Linked DNA regions of Mus musculus: region 1 is linked to region 2. The links are chromatin loops, found by intact Hi-C in ENCODE. Cell type or tissue: heart. All regions are shown on one strand. Each heading gives the region's core, and the rest is flanking DNA. Links, peaks and the distances in the headings are about the cores only. Region 1 holds the start of Abra (actin-binding Rho activating protein). Region 2 overlaps Oxr1 (oxidation resistance 1).

The links. Hi-C counts contacts between places; a loop is a spot of excess contacts. Peaks named below come from ENCODE experiments on the same cell type or tissue, not always from the same donor. Only the 100,000 strongest peaks of a DNase experiment are listed, where the experiment ranks them.
Region 1: a loop joins it to region 2, with 2.4 times the contacts of the local background. A loop is called at or near these places in 5 of 42 quality-filtered maps.

Annotation. Positions count from the first base shown.
Region 1 is chr15:41,861,509-41,871,068 of GRCm38, reverse strand. Abra (actin-binding Rho activating protein) reads left to right here and starts at 1,349. Exons shown (of 2, transcript NM_175456.4): 1 at 1,349-2,050; 2 at 4,717-5,776. The coding sequence starts at 1,401. The coding sequence ends at 5,194. In heart, for the core only: CTCF peaks have their summits at 3,564 (motif pointing left) and 4,731; DNase peaks (open chromatin) are centred at 1,358 and 4,798; H3K4me3 peaks cover 3,341 bases; H3K27ac peaks cover 3,371 bases.
Region 2 is chr15:41,813,455-41,823,014 of GRCm38, reverse strand. Oxr1 (oxidation resistance 1) reads right to left here. Exons shown (of 17, transcript NM_001130166.1): 7 at 9,289-9,441; 8 at 5,749-5,933; 9 at 2,437-3,176. Among named protein-coding and RNA genes, the nearest start is that of Abra, 51 kb to the left of the region's middle. In heart, for the core only: a CTCF peak has its summit at 4,083 (motif pointing left); no DNase peak of the experiment used is centred there; H3K4me3 peaks cover 993 bases; H3K27ac peaks cover 939 bases.

The DNA of each region.
Region 1 (9,560 bases), core at 1,019-9,018, 48 kb before region 2:
AGGACTGACCATCTGGTATTGGACAACCAATGGCTGAGCTTGTCCTTGGGGAAGACTATCTCTCCTGCTCCCAGTAGTCCTTAGTTTCCTGTAGTGTTTTGTATATGATCAGAGCCTCATCTAAATAACATTATATAGACTAGAGGGTTGCACTTATTTATTTAGCAAACACACAACAACAACAACAACAACAACAACAACAACAACTGATGAAAAAAGAAGCCATAAACTTGAAGGAGAGCATGTAGAGATATGGGAGGTTTGTAGGGAGAGAAGAAAATGAGTGATTATGTTACAACCTCAACGATAAAAGATAAAACTGAACTAAACTAATAGTTAATTGTTAAAATCCAGACAAGGTGGGAGCCAGATTGGTGGTGCATGCCTTTAAGTCTAGCACACAGTGGGCAGAAGCAGGTGGATCTCTGGGAAGTTGAAGAAAACTTGTTCTACATAGCAAGTTCCAGGCCAGGTAGGGGTACATAAGGAGACTTTGTCTAAAATAAAATAAAATAAAATAAAATAAAATAAAATAAAATAAAATTCAATAGTGCATGCTTCAGATAACAGCCATTATTTTGTCATTATATGGATTTAACCATTTTGATATTTTAAGAGATTATTTTAGTCATAATTTCTAAAATACATAAAAGTAAAATTTAATTTTATGTCATTAGAAGAGTTTACTGTCTTAATATTAATATATATATCATGCTAATGTATATTAATAGGATGTCAACAATAGTAAGCCTTTCAACATTTAGACCTCATTTTCCTCTGGGTGTCAATACTTCCATCTGGAAAATGAAGATCTGAGCAGACAGTCTTCTATAATTTGTTTCTAATTGTTATAGATTAAAAGGAAGCTCCAGCTTCGAACCTCTCATGATTTTAATCTCATATATTATTATCTGCAGGGAGTAAGATACCTTTTCACTCTGCTATTAAAGGAGACCAAATAACAGCTGTATTGAGGGCTACCGAGATTTAACTGAGACAACAAGCCCTGAACAGTCTAGGACAATCTGAGCACTAACTGTACACTCCTCTAAATGGTTGGATCATATTTTAAGGTCAAGGAAAACATAAAGCTGAGCACATGATTCAATCTAGTGCTTTCCACTCTGGCACTTGGAGGAGAGAGGAGGGAACATATCCGTGTCCTTTGCCACCAGAAATGTCCCTCTGCTGTGATGAAATGGGACTTGTCAGGGTTTAAAAACAGAACACCGTCAGGGCCATGGCACCACATCTTGGCAAGAAATACTTTGCATAGTTTCCACCGTCACAGGCTCTCCTTCCCACTCACACCCTGCTTCTATTTAAATCCCAGGCATCTCTCTCAACCACATTCCCCTTTAGCTGGTGCCCAGGCTGTCAGCAGAGAAGAAACAGGTAGCATGGCTCCAGGAGAAAGGGAAAGGGAGGCGGGGCCGGCCAAGAGTGCCCTCCGGAAGGTCCGCACAGCAACCCTGGTTATCAATTTGGCCCGAGGTTGGCAGCAGTGGGCGAATGAGAACAGTACCAAACAGGCCCAGGAGCCTGCAGGCTGGCTGCCGGGAGCAACTCATGACCTACCTAACGCTCCTAAAGAAGCCGGTCCTTACCAGCATGCCCCCAAAACTCTGTCTCCAAAGCCAGATCGAGACGGAGAGGGACAACACTCAGAAGAAGCCACCGAGGTCTCCCACATTAAAAGGAAAGAGGTGACCAGAACGGTTGTCAGCAAGGCTTATGAGAGGGGAGGAGATGTGAACTACCTGAGCCACAGGTATGAGAATGATGGCGGCGTGTCTGAAGCTATTCAGCCAGAGAATGACATTGACAGAATCCTTCTTAGTCACGACTCGCCAACACGGAGAAGAAAATGCACCAACCTGGTGTCTGAGCTGACCAAAGGCTGGAAAGTGATGGAACAGGAAGAGCCCACGTGGAAGAGTGACAGCGTAGACACAGAGGACAGTGGCTACGGAGGGGATATGGAGGAGAGGCCTGAGCAAGATGCAGCGCCTGTGGCTCCTGCCAGGATCAAACGCCCCTTGCTCTCCCAGTAAGTGAATACATCCTTCTACTCCTTATGCCTCAATCACAAGGAGTTCCAACTAATACTAAAAGTATAGAGGGCAGACGATAAATTGCCAGTTAGAGTGGGTTCTTTTGGGTAGCACATCCCTGACCTGAAAGAACAGTGCTAACTAACTTCGGCTGTGGCTCTTCTGGTCCATGCCATCACTGATTTACCTACAAGTGGGAATTGCTGTCAGCACTCTTCTCAGGCTTCCTGAATTAGACTTGTACATGGACCACCTTCTTGGTGTAGTAGAAATGCATATAAGCTTAGAAAATGAGACACTGAGACACTAAGACACACGAAAGTCACATGAACACCGAGGCAGCTGGAAAGGTTTCCGGAACTAGAGCTTGTTTTATAATCCCCATGCTACTCGAATTCCCTTAGCATAAAGCAAGATGTCAGTTTTATTGATCTTGGTAACCTCTAAAGTGCAGGGCTTAAGGGGCTTTAAAACAAAGAGAAAAAAATAAAAAACAAAAAAACATGGCCTTTTACTTTTCTGTGTGTGTGCACATGAGTGTGTGTATGCATTTGTGCATGCACGTGTACATTCTGTCATTCACCTCTCATATACAAGACAAGTATCTCACTAAACCTGAGGTTTGCCATTTTGCCTCACCTGGCTGACCAGGATGTCTGTCTGCTTTTCAGTGCTGGGCTTCTATAAACGTTGGCCATATTTTTATTTTTATTTTTATGTGGGGTCTGGGGATTCAACCTCAGGTCCTCATGTTGGCATTGCAAGAACTCTTAACTATCTCTCCAACCTAGCTTGATACTTACTCCCACTCCCTTCCCCCCATTCCAATGAAAAGAATGCTTTCCTTGGACTTGGGAATAGTTACCAATTTGTAAAAAGAATCAGAGGCCTGGGTCTCAAGCTTGTTAGAAAGGAGAATAAAGGTCATAATTGTTCAGCAATGATGGTGCTGCAATTTAGATAGTAGTCTTGACATGTGACACCCCCCCCTTACACACACACACACACACACACACACACACACACATTGATTAGTTAAATTAGTGACAGTCCCTGGGCAGTGCCAATAACCAGCATTTCTGAGCATAGTGGAATGAGGAGCTGGGGTTCTTTAGCCACAAAGACAACTGGGCACTGACTGTGGGGGTCACAACCATCTCCCTTCATACCGGTACATCCCAAACATGTACTGGGAAATTCCTTCTTAAGACCTCTTGACCCACTGAAGCTGCCATTCAGGTGAAGGACATTTTCTAGAGACTGCTCAAGCTTAAGAAATTGAGATAAACTTGTACTGTATGGGGATCTCCCCAGTTAACCTTGCTGCATGTTTATCTCCCTCTGGCTAGGAAAAAAAAAAAAGAAAAGAAAAGAAAAAGAAAACCAACCAAACAAACAAAAACCCTCATTCCCTTCCCATTCTAGCCTAACAGCGAGAGGACTTAAGAGGATTTTCTGAACATGGGAATTAATGAAATTTCGCCATCTGGTGGATGTTATTTCCTTGAAAATAACTTTCGAGGGTGCATCTAAACCGTATATAGGTTTGGTGTCTGTGTTTGATGGGCTATTTGTGTGTGTGGGCTGCTTGTGTGTGTCTTCCTTACAGCAAACACTTGCGCCCTGGCACTGTGATGACATAAGAAGTCCACAAACTCAGGCTATTCTGATAGGACAGAGCTCATGACCCCAGGGACAGAGACTGAAATGCTTTAGAAGCAGTTAAGTAAGCAGTTGCTGTGTGATTCACTGAGCCCTTTGTCTCCTGAGCCCATTTGTCATGGAGAATTTAGAAGTTTGTACCTTGACAGATAAGCCTGGCCCACTCTCGGGCTTAGAACAGTGACTTATGAGTGCTCATAGGGCCCTGCCATGCCACCCATGGGGACAGTGCTGGAATGGCTCGTTACACCTTCAAGTCCAAAGCTTCCAGATGTGAGGCTACTTAACGCTCTGGAGATAAAGTTGGGTGCTTTGTGAAGATGGACTCCTCCCTCTGTTTTAGAGGAAGCAGTATTTTTTTTTTAAGTTACATCCTGACGGCTTAACTTGGCTTCAAAGTCCAGTCTTAGCCTACTGCTTACAGTTCTGTGTCTTTAGGGTGCTCCTGTGTCTTCCTGGCTTCAGTTTCTTCATCTACACAGCTGAAATATCCATTTTTAAAGATTGCGGAGAATAATAAGTATTTAGAAAAATGCCAGCCAAATAGTGTTCAATAAATGTTTTTGGTCTTCTACCTGTGCAACCCATTACTTTAAAAAATGTGTGTTCATCATTGACCCTAGTGTAAACAGGCTTTCATAAAAACAAACAGACAAAACCTAAATAAATATGGAATTCTATGTAGAACTACTCCAATCTGTATAGCAGTACCAAATGCATGTTTGGGAAATAGCTCTTATCAGAAACCCTCTAAGAACTGATTCTAGTTCAAGAATGTTTGACATGCAACGTTTTAGTAGATGGCCTCACACTCTATGTAAGGAAGGTTTTGTGTTTTGTTTTTTAAAGCTTGAGTTTAATATCACTAGTGGCTAATCCATCATTGTTATTGATAAAGAAAGTTGTGACATATACCACGACAGAGACTACACATGGGAAGTACACGGGGTCCGGCACTTGCTTCATGTATTCACTTTGCTTCTCCACTTCTCTCCGCTAGGGCAAACAGGTACTCTGAGACACTCAACTGTAAGGCCCATCGGAAATACAGCCAAGTGGACAACTTGAAAGGGAGGTGGCAGCAGTGGGCCGATGAACACGTCCAGTCCCAGAAGCTCAATCCCTTCAGTGACGAATTTGACTATGATCTAGCCATGTCCACTCGGCTCCACAAGGGAGACGAGGGCTATGGCCGCCCCAAAGAGGGAAGCAAGACAGCTGAAAGGGCCAAGCGAGCGGAAGAGCACATCTATCGGGAAATTATGGAACTGTGCTTTGTTATCCGCACAATGGCTCGCCACAGACGAGATGGCAAGATCCAGGTTACTTTCGGAGAACTCTTTGATCGCTATGTTCGAATTTCTGATAAAGTCGTGGGCATCCTCATGCGTGCCAGGAAACACGGACTGGTGCACTTTGAAGGAGAGATGCTATGGCAAGGCCGAGACGACCATGTTGTGATTACTCTCCTTGAGTAAGCCCGCAACAAATCCACTCACCGCTGATAAATAGTAATGTGTTACAAGCTCCAAGGCAAGCTGCTCTGCAATGTTATCAATATTAAATGATTTTATATAAATGGCTTTTGGTACTGTTTCTATGAGGTTACTATGTGAAGATTTTGACGAAGACACTCGACTTTTTGGAAGAATGTATTAAGACTATCAAACATAGTATATTGATATTTGGAATTCCACTTACCTTTTTAAGCAAAAATTTCTGGCCTTCATTGATAAAATTATTATAAATTGAAAAGTACACATTACAGGTAAGAAAACTGACCTTAGATAAAGTAGGACAACATCGCAATGTAATATTTTAGGGGAAAAAATTCCATTAAGCTGAATAAAATTGGAAGTTTGGCCTAAAAAAATCCTCACCAGCTCAGAATGGCCTCCAACTCTATTTAACGAAGGATGACTTCAAACCGTTATGTCAGCTCATCCTCTGTAGTGCTGGGACAGCAGGCTTACATGCAATCATTTCCACTTTGTTAAAGTGGTAGGGCTCATGCCTGCCCAGGAAGTACTCTATTTCTGAGAATATTCTCCACTCTTTTGAAAAAAAAAAAAATCACAGCACCTTTGGTGGGTAAACAAAGTTAGAATTCAAGATGTTGAAGCTCCTCTGTGTGGTTTGATTACAGCCAGGTTCCTTTAATCAGCTTTCCTCATTCAGATGTGAACAAGTCCTGCAAAAACAAATGCTATCAGTGGCCTCATGACCCACAAAGACGGTACACACTAGGACAGTGGGACACTGGTGGGAGGGTCAGACTTGTCTTTGTGGAGTTCATGAGCAGGTTTGATTTTTGCTGAAAGTCTTACTGGGTAATACTGTTTACATTATGCTAATAAATGAACAAGAAATACAGAAACTCTGTGAAACGAATATTCAATGGAGCAAAAGCTCATAGAATCATTTAATTTAAAACCTGGGACATATTTCTTTCCTGTTCTAATAAAGAAAATGTCATAAAACAAAAAAAAGTAACTAAAACAAACAAACAGCGTATCAGTTCTTCTGAGATAAAGAAAAAGCTAATTTAATACAAGGAAGCTAATACTGACCTGCCTGTGACTAATTTTTTCCTTAATGTGTATTATAATTCTAAAGCCAAATGAATATGAGACTACAATTTCTTTTCTTTTTTTTTCTTTTTCTTTTCTTTTTTTTTTTCGAGACAGGGTTTCTCTGTATAGTCCTGGCTGTCCTAGAACTCACTCTGTAGACCAGGCTGGCCTCGAACTCAGAAATCTGCCTGCCTCTGCCTCCCAAGAGACTACAATTTCTTACTGTATTTGAAAAAGCTAAAATTAAAATGGTTATAATACTTTGTATAATACACAATACTTTGTATTATAACAATAAAAGTATTATAACAATAAATACAAAAGTCAAATTATTATATCTCAAAATAATGGGAACCCATAATTGTTACATGTCAGAAACAATACAAATTAAATAATAGAAATTATCAATAATGATTGCTTCAAACTGAAAATTCTAACATATTTAAGGAGACATACACGATTTTGTTGCCATACTAGTCTGAGTCACTAGTCCTTACTCATATTCTTTATGGGATTTCTTATGTATACACATGCACATGTGTTGTCACAGAGAGAAGCATGTCAGAATTGAAGGAAACCAGCAGAGTGGAAGCTGTGACAGTTTTTGTATTATTTTTAGATTAGATTCCCAAAATACTCTGTGTGTGTTTGAAATAAAACAAATTCAGACTTGAACTTGGGATAGTCCCAGTAGCCGCGTTTCAACTAATGCTCCACCAGTTCCTGCCTCCTCATCTCTGCACACAAAGATTGTGCAGGCTCTGGCATAAGATTATTCAAAGTTCAGCTTGTGTGAATTTAAGAATACACTGAAAACCTTTTCCATATTGTGTGGCAAAGTGAGAGCACGTCCACTCTCAGCTTGTTCTTGGGCTTTAACTTTCAAATGTCAGTTCCTTTCCGGATTGATACCAATACTTCTCCCGGTACAGGAGTAATGCCATGTAAGCTAGAATTCTGAGTGAGGACTGTAAGGTCAGTATACCCCTTCTCAGAGGGAACACTATGTATCAGGCATGTCTTAGCAGGCAGCTCGCAGTGGTCGCCATAGCTCTCTAGTAACACAATGAGTGGTTAATGCTTTGTAGAATTTTTTTCTTATATTCTTCTACTTTATGGTGCTTACTATTGAATTTGTAAGACCATTAGTTAGTCCTATAATTTTTCCTCGCTTCAAATCCAAAACTATTCTCTCCCTGAAGGACAGAGAAATTTGTACTTAAAAACATAGAGAACATTTTGACCAAAAAGAAAATATGAGAAAACTCAGGAAACAAAGCAATGAAGAGACCTGTTTTAGTCACAAGGTATATAAAATGATTGTATTTTATCATGAATAGCTCTAAATTCCTAGTGGCATGCACTTGCTCTCCCAAGCCCCAAGCTTTCCCTTATTCTTCACTCCTCCCTCGACTGGCTCTTTACTCCTTCTCAGTGGGTACGAGTTGCTGCCTCCCTGATTCAGCCCCTCTTCACTCTGCTCACAACTGCAGAGGAGAGCATCTGAGCTTTGGGTCCCTTGTCTTCCCATACTGTGTAGTAAAATAATATCACACCCAGAAATACTTCATGTTTTTTCTCTCTTTTCCTTTGAAATACCAGTTGCTGTCTTATTTATCAACAGAAATAACGTCAAATTACCAGAGCCATTTTTCATGGTACAGTTATAACTCTATGTGAGCTAGAATTCAGTTATACCCATTCCACTCAGTCATTTTGAGTCATTGTAAGACAAAGCATGCAGCCCATGCTGAAGTGGTCCCTTAGCACGGTGTCCCCATTTTATTCTTCGTACCCTGGGCACTTCTTAGTGCAAAGCTGGTTTAAGTGCAATGTGTTTTACTTAAGTTATAGGCTGACCTAACCTATTTTGAGTTTTCAGAGCAGTTTTCATTTCTGTTCTACTGCCTTGTGCTCAGATAGCGGGGAGATTCCAGTATCTGATAAGATTATATTGTACTTACTTGTTTGGGTGTAATTTCTATTCCCTAAATAACTCTTGCAGGTAAAATTTAAGCGATATAAAATACATATGCATACAAAATAGGTTATGTTGGTATAAATGTTCATCAAGATGTTTTGAGAATAAGGGGATTAAGAAATACTGAAATCAATGTTCTATAGGAATGACAAGAAGTGAGTGCAGAGAAGGGCAAACATCTTACCAGACTATACTAGCTTTTAGGAGCTTATAAATAGGTGGCATCTCGCTGCCATTGGGCACATAGGAAGGAATTAAGTTTGCTGGTCAAAGGATAAGTGCATGCTTGGCTTTAGTTGATATCGCTAAGTTTCCAAGCTCACATTCTCTTTGAAATGGCTATTATTGGTTATTTGAAGTCTCCTGAGAATTGCCAGTTACTTCTATAACTTTTCCTTGTTCATGGAGCGATTGTTCTGCCTCACCACCTCCCTTACTAGTTCAAAACTTGTAAGGTTTGAACACTCTGGTCTCAAGAAGAAACTTCCTACCTAAGCCTACTGTTAGTTTTTATTTAAATACCAAGAATTACTACTTGGGCCTGGAATGGTTTGTATGGTTTTAGTTTGTTTGTTAGGGTGGGTATCTCTCTCTCTCTCTCTCCCTCTCCCTCTCTCTCTCTCCCTACCTATCTACCTACCTATCTCGTCTTTTACCAGCCTTAAATGGTTTCCAAAACATTTCTCTATTTCACACACAAACAAGTTTATTAATACAAAGATATTCACAAATATCCTCTTGCCATCTGTTAATGAAACCTGTAGTCATTTTATTAGTTATTTTTGTTTTTTGTTAATTTTTTCTAACAAGTAAAAACTGATTATTCTCAGATTATGTTTTTCATCCTTTTAAAATTGTATTGACTTCTGCTATTTTATATGTATTTTTTGTCACACCTGCTTTAGGTACAATTTCTTTTTCTTTTAACTTGAGAGGGAAGCTCAGAGCCTTTTCGTATGCTGGTCAATATTATATGATGAAAAAGTAAAAGGATCTATCTCAAGAACCCTATTTTAAATCAGGTCTAAAATCTCTAGGGGCACTGCATCCACAGGAATATTATCTTATTCATTTAAAGCCTTAGTATTTTGAAGCAGAACATTAAATGTTTTCCTCATACCATGCTAGGGAGTAGGGTGTGAACAGTCATTATCTACACGCTCAGTTTCTCCTCTTGGTACACTGGCAAGATGATAACAACACATGTGAGTTCTTAAGTCAAAACCCTAAGGCTGTCCGAGAGATTACCCATATTCTGGGCATTTCATATAAACATATATACACACATAT
Region 2 (9,560 bases), core at 833-8,832:
ATGTCCTGTAAGACAGTCTGCGTAGTCTCTATTACCCTGCAAAAATCACAGCTAAGTAAGTATACATAAGAATAAATTGCTAATAACAGCTATGCTCAACTGCATATACTGTAAGATATTCTGTGTATTCTCTATTACTCTACAAAAATCATAGCTAAGTAAGTATACATAATTTCTAAATGGTTATTTTAATACAAAGTAAAGAATTTAATGAAATCTCTGGTCTGTACATACATACAAACAAAGGTGTAAGAAATCAGCAATATTATTTTACTTAAATGATACATAGGATAAAATTTATTATTTTGTTTTTGGTTTGGGTTTTTGTGGGGGTGGGGGGTGGGGGGTATAAAGTGGCCATTTGGACCAGTTTGAAATCTAAAATTTGTAGGCATCAGTACACTCGTGTTGTTGTCCACTCACCCCTACCATCCATGCTGACAGCTCTCACACTGTTCTCAAAGCAAAGCAGCACTTGACTAAGCCATGAGCTGCCCCCCCGCTCCCCCCCCCCCAGTCATAATCAGCAGTGTGTGCTCCTCGTCTTCCTTTACGCGGCACCATGCAGAAGCAGAGCACACACATGTCTGTGGTGCACCTTTCACTCAGCCACAGGCTGTCACCACTTACCCGTCTTAGACTTTCCCCTTTTTAAAAACTTAATTATTGAGATTGTAATACAATGACATCACTTCCCAAGTCAACTCTTCCCTATAAGCCTTCCCACATAGCCCTTCTTCCTCTCTTTCAAACTCATGGGGCTCTTTCATCAATTGTCATTATTATATATACACACGTATGTGACAGAAACTTCCTGCTCTTTAAACCTGAAGAATTAACATTTCCACGTATATGATGTGTCACATTTTAATTCAGTCATATGCATAGTATTGTAAATCACTCGGCTGTACACAAATTCTGTACACGCATCTATCTACTTGCGTCCCTCTTTTTGGTTTTTGTGGAGGGGGGTGTCACACACCGGAAGAGGACTTGCCAGATCCCCTTTGAGGATCTGCTCATTCTCCACAGCCGCTGTCCATCATCCTCACCTCCGCTGCTGGCTCCACCTGGCACAGTGCAAACACTGGAATGGCAGCAGTTCCACCACCTTGTTGATGGAGGCCAGAAGATACCTCATTTACATAGCAAGACTTATGGGCTTGAAGCATGTACGGTCACGTCCAACGTTCAGTTTTTAAAATACTGAATTTTCTTTGTATTTCCCAACTAAGATAGTTTGAAAATCTAAGATTATAATCATTACTAACTAAAGAATGTGTTTACTGACAGCAATTTCTGTAAAAGGAGAACTGTCTTTTTCTATGCTGTGTTTTCTTTTCTCAGAACACAATGAACATTTATTAGGAAGGATTGTCAAATACAGGAGGTTATAGCACAGTTTACAGAATTACCTGGAATTGATAACGGAGGATGACCAACTAGTATTAAGGTTACTACAGATCTTTGGAAGGAATTTTTGGTTTTGACTCCCATTGCGTCTATCTGTGCATACAGACTTTAATGTAAACTGAGGATTGTACAATATGTACTGCTATTTCATGCTTCTTTTCACTTAACATCTGTGTAGTGCATACTCATTATAATTTTTTTAAATGTGGCTGTATTAGTCTTTAATTTATCCAATAGTTTATTTGTTTCTAACAATTCATATTGTTAAGGTATTTACTCTCTTTGATATAAGTAACATTGGAATAATTATCTTTGTATATGTTGTTCAGTTTTTTTTGAAGCCTTTGAAAAAGGTTAAAGACAGATTATCATTTTAGTAAAATAAAAACTTGAAATTAAGAAAACGCTCATATATAAATTGAATCAATGTGGGCAATATATCAATAGAATTGGGAAATGTTTGAGCCGTAGCTACTTAATCATAATGTATTAAGCAAAGCACACTATACTACGGTAATACTCATATGAACAAAACCTGAACTAAGACAAGAAGTGATAACTTTTATCCTGAGCATTTGTTTTTAAAGGAAGCCATCGAATCAGATGAGCATCGGATTTTTACGTACGTAAAAGAACTGCAGAAGTAGATTTTTACTGTCGACAGTTCTTTTTACAAAAATTATGGAATTAAAACTTTGGTAACTATAAATTGAAATTCGGACATTAAATATGTAATGATATAATTGAAAAGAAAATGGAGCAATCACTGTATTATACAGTGTGGGTACAACATGTTCATAAGACAGACTTTATGGAAAGTGCTTTGCATTAGGAGTGCTTAAACATGGCAGAAAAGAAGTTCAGAGACCAGGCACTGCAGACATGTTCCCGGAATAAAGCCAGTCAAGAGTGGTTTGCTTCTCCTTCACACTGCCTTAAGTCAGCAGTCTCTGCTCAGAGAGAAAGCAGAAAGCAACATGCAATCAAACAGACTAACCAGCCTTGCATCTCCCTAGCACTTACCCTCTCCATGTGCGTCTGCTGCTGCGCTGCTGTGTTTACTTTCTCTCTGTGACACCTGCTGAATCGTGTCCCTTTGCTGCTTGGCTTGCTGCATAGAGTGAGTTTTCCAGAGTTTGCGCAGCTCCTCTACTTCTGTCTCTGAGTCCCGTTTTAGCTCCTGCCCTTGTTGATCCTTAAGAACAGCTGGTTTTTCTTTCAGTTCTACTGTTTCTCCAGAAGATACACTGTCTTCACCTGCCTCTTGCTGCAGTGAACTTTCCTGGTGGGAAGAATCCTGGTTATCCTGACCTTTTACTTCTGTGCTTTGTTCCTTTGGGCCTGAGACTTCTTGAAGGCTTTCTGTAGCTTTATCTCCTCCTTTAGTGGCTGTTTCCAGACCACTTAAGCCAGTTTCATGAGATAGAGCCCCAGGGTTAGAGCTAGTGCGGTCAGGAACGTTAGCAGCCTCTGACGTGGCTGTCAAGGACTGGACTTCCATCTGACTGACAGTCTGCACAGATTCTGACGAGGCATCAGATGACTTCTCCTGTCTCGGCTCCGAGGAGAGCAGCTCCTCGCGGATAGGAGAGAGTTCTGACTCTGTGAAAGCGTCTTCCGAGAGAGACTCCTCGGTGCTCCTGGGAGCAGTGCTGGCACTGTCGTTACCCTGGTCACGCGCTCTCGGGTCTGCGTCCTCAGCAGAGACTCCTGTCGCTTTCTTTGAATGGCAGGACCCCCTTCCTGACAACTGATCTAGTTCTCTGTTATTAAGGAAAATAAAAAAGTATTAGACATTAAAAACTGTATCAATTTACCTTCTACAAGCAAATAATAAAATAGTATCACAGAAGAGGCTTTTCAAAAACAGCAAAGTAGCGCTATCAACAGAATATACAAACACCATGCATTTCATATATACCACATCATTACATCGAGGTTTTTCATCAACTGTTTACCATCTGGGAAACATCAATGTAAGCGCTCCTCGTAAGAAAACTACCACAAAGTCTGATAACTTAAATTCCTGACGAAATTATAATACTGAAAGAAAATTTTCATTGGTAGGACAGGGACAATAGAAAATTTCAATTTATCATATACATATGCAGTACTTATTTATATACAAAGAGAGAGTAAAAAACATGAATAATGAGAACCAAGCTGAGGCAAAACATTTAAAGGAACTCTATAAGCTCAGAACAGTGCTAAGAGAATCTGTCCAGTTAACGAACTAAGATGTTAGATTATGAACGTTTTATGGTGAGGTCTCATATCCAACTTTCCTGGCATTGTTTTAGGTAAATACTAATGTTCCCAAGATATATGTTCTGGAAATAAGCATCATTTAAGAAGTCAGCAATTTGGAATGACGGTTCCTTGACGTCTCAGTGGCAAAGCACCAATGCCTTGCACGTATGGCTAGAGAACAAGTATGCCAGTCAGAACGGCAGTAAGTGAGCGACCTTCTGTGGATATTACGGCTAAGTCTCTTATGTAACTTTCTTATGGTTTTCAAGATTTTGTAACAATATATATATTTTTCCATAAGGCATATCTTTATTTTAAAGATTTAGTTTAAGTGCCTTCTGCCTTTGTACTGGATTCATCTTTTAAAAGAGGCAATCTAACTGGAGATACTAAGTTTGCAATGGTGCCATCTAATGGTGATTCACTTAAACTGCACCCACAGGGTCAAGGACCTGAGCGTGCTTTGGAGATGCCACACTCAAGAGACTAGCTGTTAGCAGGTTTAAAAACAGAAACAAAGATAAAAACTAACAGGCTATGATTTAAGTGAGTTTTTTAGCCTGAAATGTAATGTTTTGAAAGGTTAACATTAATGGTGCATTGTTCAACACAGTTTAGACAGTACCTTAGAAATCAATTCTCCAAGCATTAAAAAAGAGGGAAAACCATTAACATCTTTTACCTCACCTGTGCAAACAAACTATTACTTTGCAAAGCCACTCTATGTATTTATCTTGTTTGAAGTCAAATTCTGATGTCAATTAACATACAAGCCAAGACTTAGGGATATTTCCTTCCAGTGACATTGTTTAAAGTGTTTGAATCCAGGTCCCTGTCCTTCCAAGTAATATGCAGAATGATAAAATGGTCACTTGAAAAGCAAGGGACACCCCATCTTCCTTGCAGAGCAGTCCCAGACCATAGAGAACAGGATTTAACTCTGAAACACTGAGACGCAAGGTCAGGACAAGCTCTCCCTGACGCGCAGCAGTCCCTCTTCCCCCGTGGAGCTGGTTTTTCAGCCTGTGTCTCATCTCTACCTCTAAGCTCAATTAATTGTGGTTTGATGTTTTATTTTTTGTTCTCTTTCCTGAAATTGGCTTTTGTTGACAACTTAAAAATATATCCAGTAGTTTAGAATACTTATTTTCTAGGAATTATTTGTGTTTCTAGAGATCATTTTACCACGCCAAACCAGTAACTGTCATTACAGGCTAAATGGACCTTTCCCAAGAAGGGGTAACAGCTTACATACTATATATATATATATACTGAAAAAATACCTAGCTCCTTCTCCTTTGTAACTTTTTTCACCCCAAGGTCTAATTTTTAAACTGGCATAAGACTGTAAATTATCTGTTATCAGTGAAGGTGAAGCCATTTTTACATGGCTGTCAGCCTCATAGTGAGTGGGATGGAGTCTCTATTACACGCTAACCTCTTCCCTTCCTCTGTCTTTCCGGGCTGTGCCTAACCCGGCACTTTCATATCTAAGCTATTCTACTACAGCAGTTCCCACATTAGCACACTCTAAACCCTTCACTAGTGCAACCTGGAGGCTTCCTCTTCCCATGTGACACTTTCTTACCCAGAAGTCCTACAGTAAGTGTGAATGGAAAGCTGCTCTGATTACTTCCACACTGGGCCTTGGTCCGTGCCACACTCACAACTACACACGCTACTCTTTCGGTACGTTCATGGAACTTGACAGTTATTCTATTTGTTAATAATACAGAATAAGTTAAATTTTTTTGATTTTGTGTCTAAATAACAAAGGATTGATAAGCACTAAATTACAAAAGTACTATAGGCTACTTGTCAAATATCTGATTCTTTAACCAAGTAAATATAAGTGAAATTACTAACTAAATACCAGGCACACTAAAAATCAACTATCCAATAGTGCTTAGATTCTTGTTTTACTACTGACAAAATAAAAAGCAGCTATAATAAGACTAAGAAAATAAGAGTATTAGAGAAGGTTCAACTATATAAATATATATAAAAAAAATCCCAACCAACCAACAAAACAAAGAAAAAAAAAGAGTGAAGCCCAACTACCAGCCTGTACAGTGACATACGCACATGGGCAGTGATTCCTTTATTTTGCTATCCAAAATCTCTTTGTACATGGCAGCTGACATCACCTCTTCCATCGGACACATGATGCCGTATTCCTCACAACCGTTCTCTTGAACCAAGGGGTCTGTCTTGTGTGGATCAAACATTATGTTATTTGGTGTGACTAGCAGGACGCCACTGACTGTGCCCTAGGAGGAAACAGAAAGCACCATTCAATCTCCAAGGTTCCTAATTTCATAAAGATTCTAGGTACCTCGTTAAGTGCCTTTTCTGACTTCTGGCCATCTGCTTTCAGGCACTGTGGCACTTTCATGAAAACATGCTTTTCTACTAAACTATTTTTTTCCTCAGCAGAGACACAATTCAAAGAATATCATGTTCTGCCTAAAACAATCATGTGAGGGATGAAGTCTGACCTGACTATGAAGAGAACACACTGCAGGAGACCAAGCTTTACAGGAATCTGCCCCCACCTCCTGTGTTCTTCCCTCCATACAAGTACCAAATGCAGCTACATGGGCACTAATAACTCATTATCAGTGGTAAAGGAAGAATTCCATAGAAATACTGTTTGAAAAAAGTAACCAGTTTTACTTGAATTTGCGATTCATCAGTTATGGGACTTTCAGAATACAAAGTTTTAGGGCATATTTCTTCATCTGTAAAGTTGGTATATTAAATAAAATTCGTATTAGGCCATAACTATTTTTTCATTTGCCATTAAAGACCATGAATTGTAAATGAACTTATATAAATAGTGCTATAAACCTTAAGTGTCTACATTTTATCAATGAAGGTTTATAAACAGTTGACACAATTGGTAGGAATTATTATTTATTCTTTCATATGTAGCAAACTCTGCATGTACACTGTTGACTCATAATCCTAGCTCTGAAATAGGTACTATTTCTAAACTGTTCTGAAATATCCTATTCTTCAGATGTGAAAATAAAGACTGAGATAAGTGAGCAATTTGTCCAAAAGAAAACACCCGTCTGGATAGTCTGTCCCTCCACCATATTACTATTCACATCACAAAGGATCCTTACTCCAAACCAAGGGCGAAGCATCCCTTACTCTCACTTTTAAACTTTTGTTTCAAGATAGTCTATAAAAAGCCTGACAAATTTCTGAAAATCCAATGGTAATTTGAAGCCATCTTGCTTTTTCCTGAAGTGTCATTGAGAAAGCAAGTCAGACCGCACACTTGATTTGCTATCACACCATTCTTTCAAGTTCCCACGCAGGCACAGTCAACAAAGCGTGGTGTAAGTTATGGCAGACATCGCCTTTTACAGGACTAAGAAAGCTGGAAAGACTCTCCTGATGAAATCTCCGGAATAAGTGAGGTCACCAACGGCAGCAGATATCACAGGTATGAAAGACTTACAGTAAACCTACGTCATAGTAAAGGAAGTCTATATGGGTGCCTGTTGGTGGGTTAAGTGATCTAAGGATTTCACCTAGCACGTCTTTAAAAGGCACTGTTTACTGTGTGTGGGTAATTGCTCCTGTGCGTATGTTATGTGCCAGGACAAGTGCGAGGTGGCCGTAGGACAGCTTGCAGAGTTAGTTTTCTGCTTCCAAGGGTCTTTACCCACAGGGCCATCCCAAAGGCCCCTAGCTGCCACTCCTTTTAGTTCAGACAATGAATCTCCTTAAGAAGTGATAACTTTACATAAACTTTAGCTTATTTGGCCTTTGAGCAGTGTTTACAACAATTTGTACCACTGAAGCACATGCCAACGCAAACTAATGAGAGCCAATAAAGTGTTACACAGGACATTGACATTGCTGGGGATAACCCAATACTATAAGGCCACAGTGCATGCACTGTACCAAAATCTTAAAAGGGCTCTAACCTTTTGATTCTTCTGCTGCTTCAATTTCTGTAAACTAAACACTTTGAAAAATGAAAGCAAGCAACTGGCTAAAATTAAACAATATATTTCAAATACTCTGAAAGAGATTTTGTAAGTTTTAATTGTATACGAATTTTAACTGATTATTTTCTTTCCTGGATTTTGTGTTTATTTTTGGAGATATTGAGGAAAGATCCTAGAACATCATGCATTCAGGGCAAGTACTCTATCACTGAGCTACACGCCCAGCCTGTAGCAGATTTGGCTCACATTATCAGCATGCCATGGGTTACATTTTAGAGTACTTTCAGGAGATAATTCTAAGTAGGAACAAATGAACAAATGGTCCAGTGTAATACAAATGCTTCCAGCTCTGCACACACTTTAACACTACAAAAAGACCTCAGAGCTGCTTCTATTTTCTGGACTAAACCAGGCGACACCTTACCCACTGGATTAGTCAGTCTCTTTAACTACCTAGGGGCTAAGAGGGGAATCCTTCAAACTTCTTTCCTCAAGGTCAAAGTTATGAAAATCCCAAGAATTTACCATTTTTAGCTCATTTGACTAAAAGTTTAAAATCATACACTACCCATAAGAAATACACTTTATAATACAGAGAAGGAGACACGTTAACACTTCTCAAGGGAAGTGGAAAGGTCGCTAGCAGCATCTGCCACTGTCCACCAGGGCGGACCTCAGGACAAGGATCCCCAAGATTAATGTCAGTTTCTCACAATCAGTCAAGTCAGGCAGATAATATAGGAATGCTAAGCATTCCCACATATAATAGGGGGGGGGGAACCATTATCGTCTTCCACTCAGCAGAAGCAAAATATACGTTTTTTTAAGCATACATGCAAGGTTTATCAAGAGACTCTAAGTCAGGAAATAAGTCACACTATATTAAATGAAGCCTTCAAATGGAGGTAAAGATATTCTCTGACCACATGAGATCTCACCAGAAATTAGTTAACAGAAACGTACCTACAGCTGGCTGCTGGTGGTGCATACAGTACTCAGGATGCAGAGGCAGGTGGATCTATGAATTTGAGGCCAGCCTGGTCTAGAGCTAGTTTTAGAACAGTCAGAGCTATGCATAGAAACCCTGTCTCAAACAAAACAAAACAAAACAAAACAAAACAAAACATAAAATATCCCTAAATTTTCAGAAATATATTAAAATAATTCAAAGAATTAACACACCTCAAATACTTCCTACGATATAATATATATTCACTACAGGTGAATTATCTCATATATTATATATTCACCAGAGATGAATTATCTCATATAGTATATATTCACTAGAGATGAATTATCTCATATAGTATATATTCACTAGAGATGAGTCATCTCTTAATTTGTATGTTATGTCATGTTTTCTAAAACTAGCACTTTTGCTATAATCAATATTCCTGTTTTAAAGATGTGTTTAATATCCTAGCAAAAATCATTATATGTACTTTATGGTAGTGAGTTTATTTATATCCCATTACCTTTAATAACTGCCATAGATCACCAGACTCTACATTATGGGCAAGGTCCATTCTAACTCAAACATCCAGTTACCGAAACTGTGGTAAAATAGTCAGGAGTGGCTGACATTATTGACTTAAAGCTTTCATAGCTCAGTGAACTGAAGCGTGACAAAAGTCCACTCTAAGATGTCATTGATTACCTTGCCAATGGTGATATATTTGCAATTAATTTTAAGAAATTTCTCAGTAAAGGCTTCTTCTTCTTCAGAAGTTGAAGACACAACTCTCGCAGGCCGAATACCGCTCACAGTCGATGCCGGGGGTGCTTCTTTTGGATGGGCTACATCTGGAGTCTTAAGCAAAGCAAAGCAAAACACAAAAAACCGTGCCTTAGGAAACTAGGTGCATACACTGTTAAGGGCCAACAAACAACCTTCCCCAGGAAATCCTACTCTCTTTCCCTCTCACACCA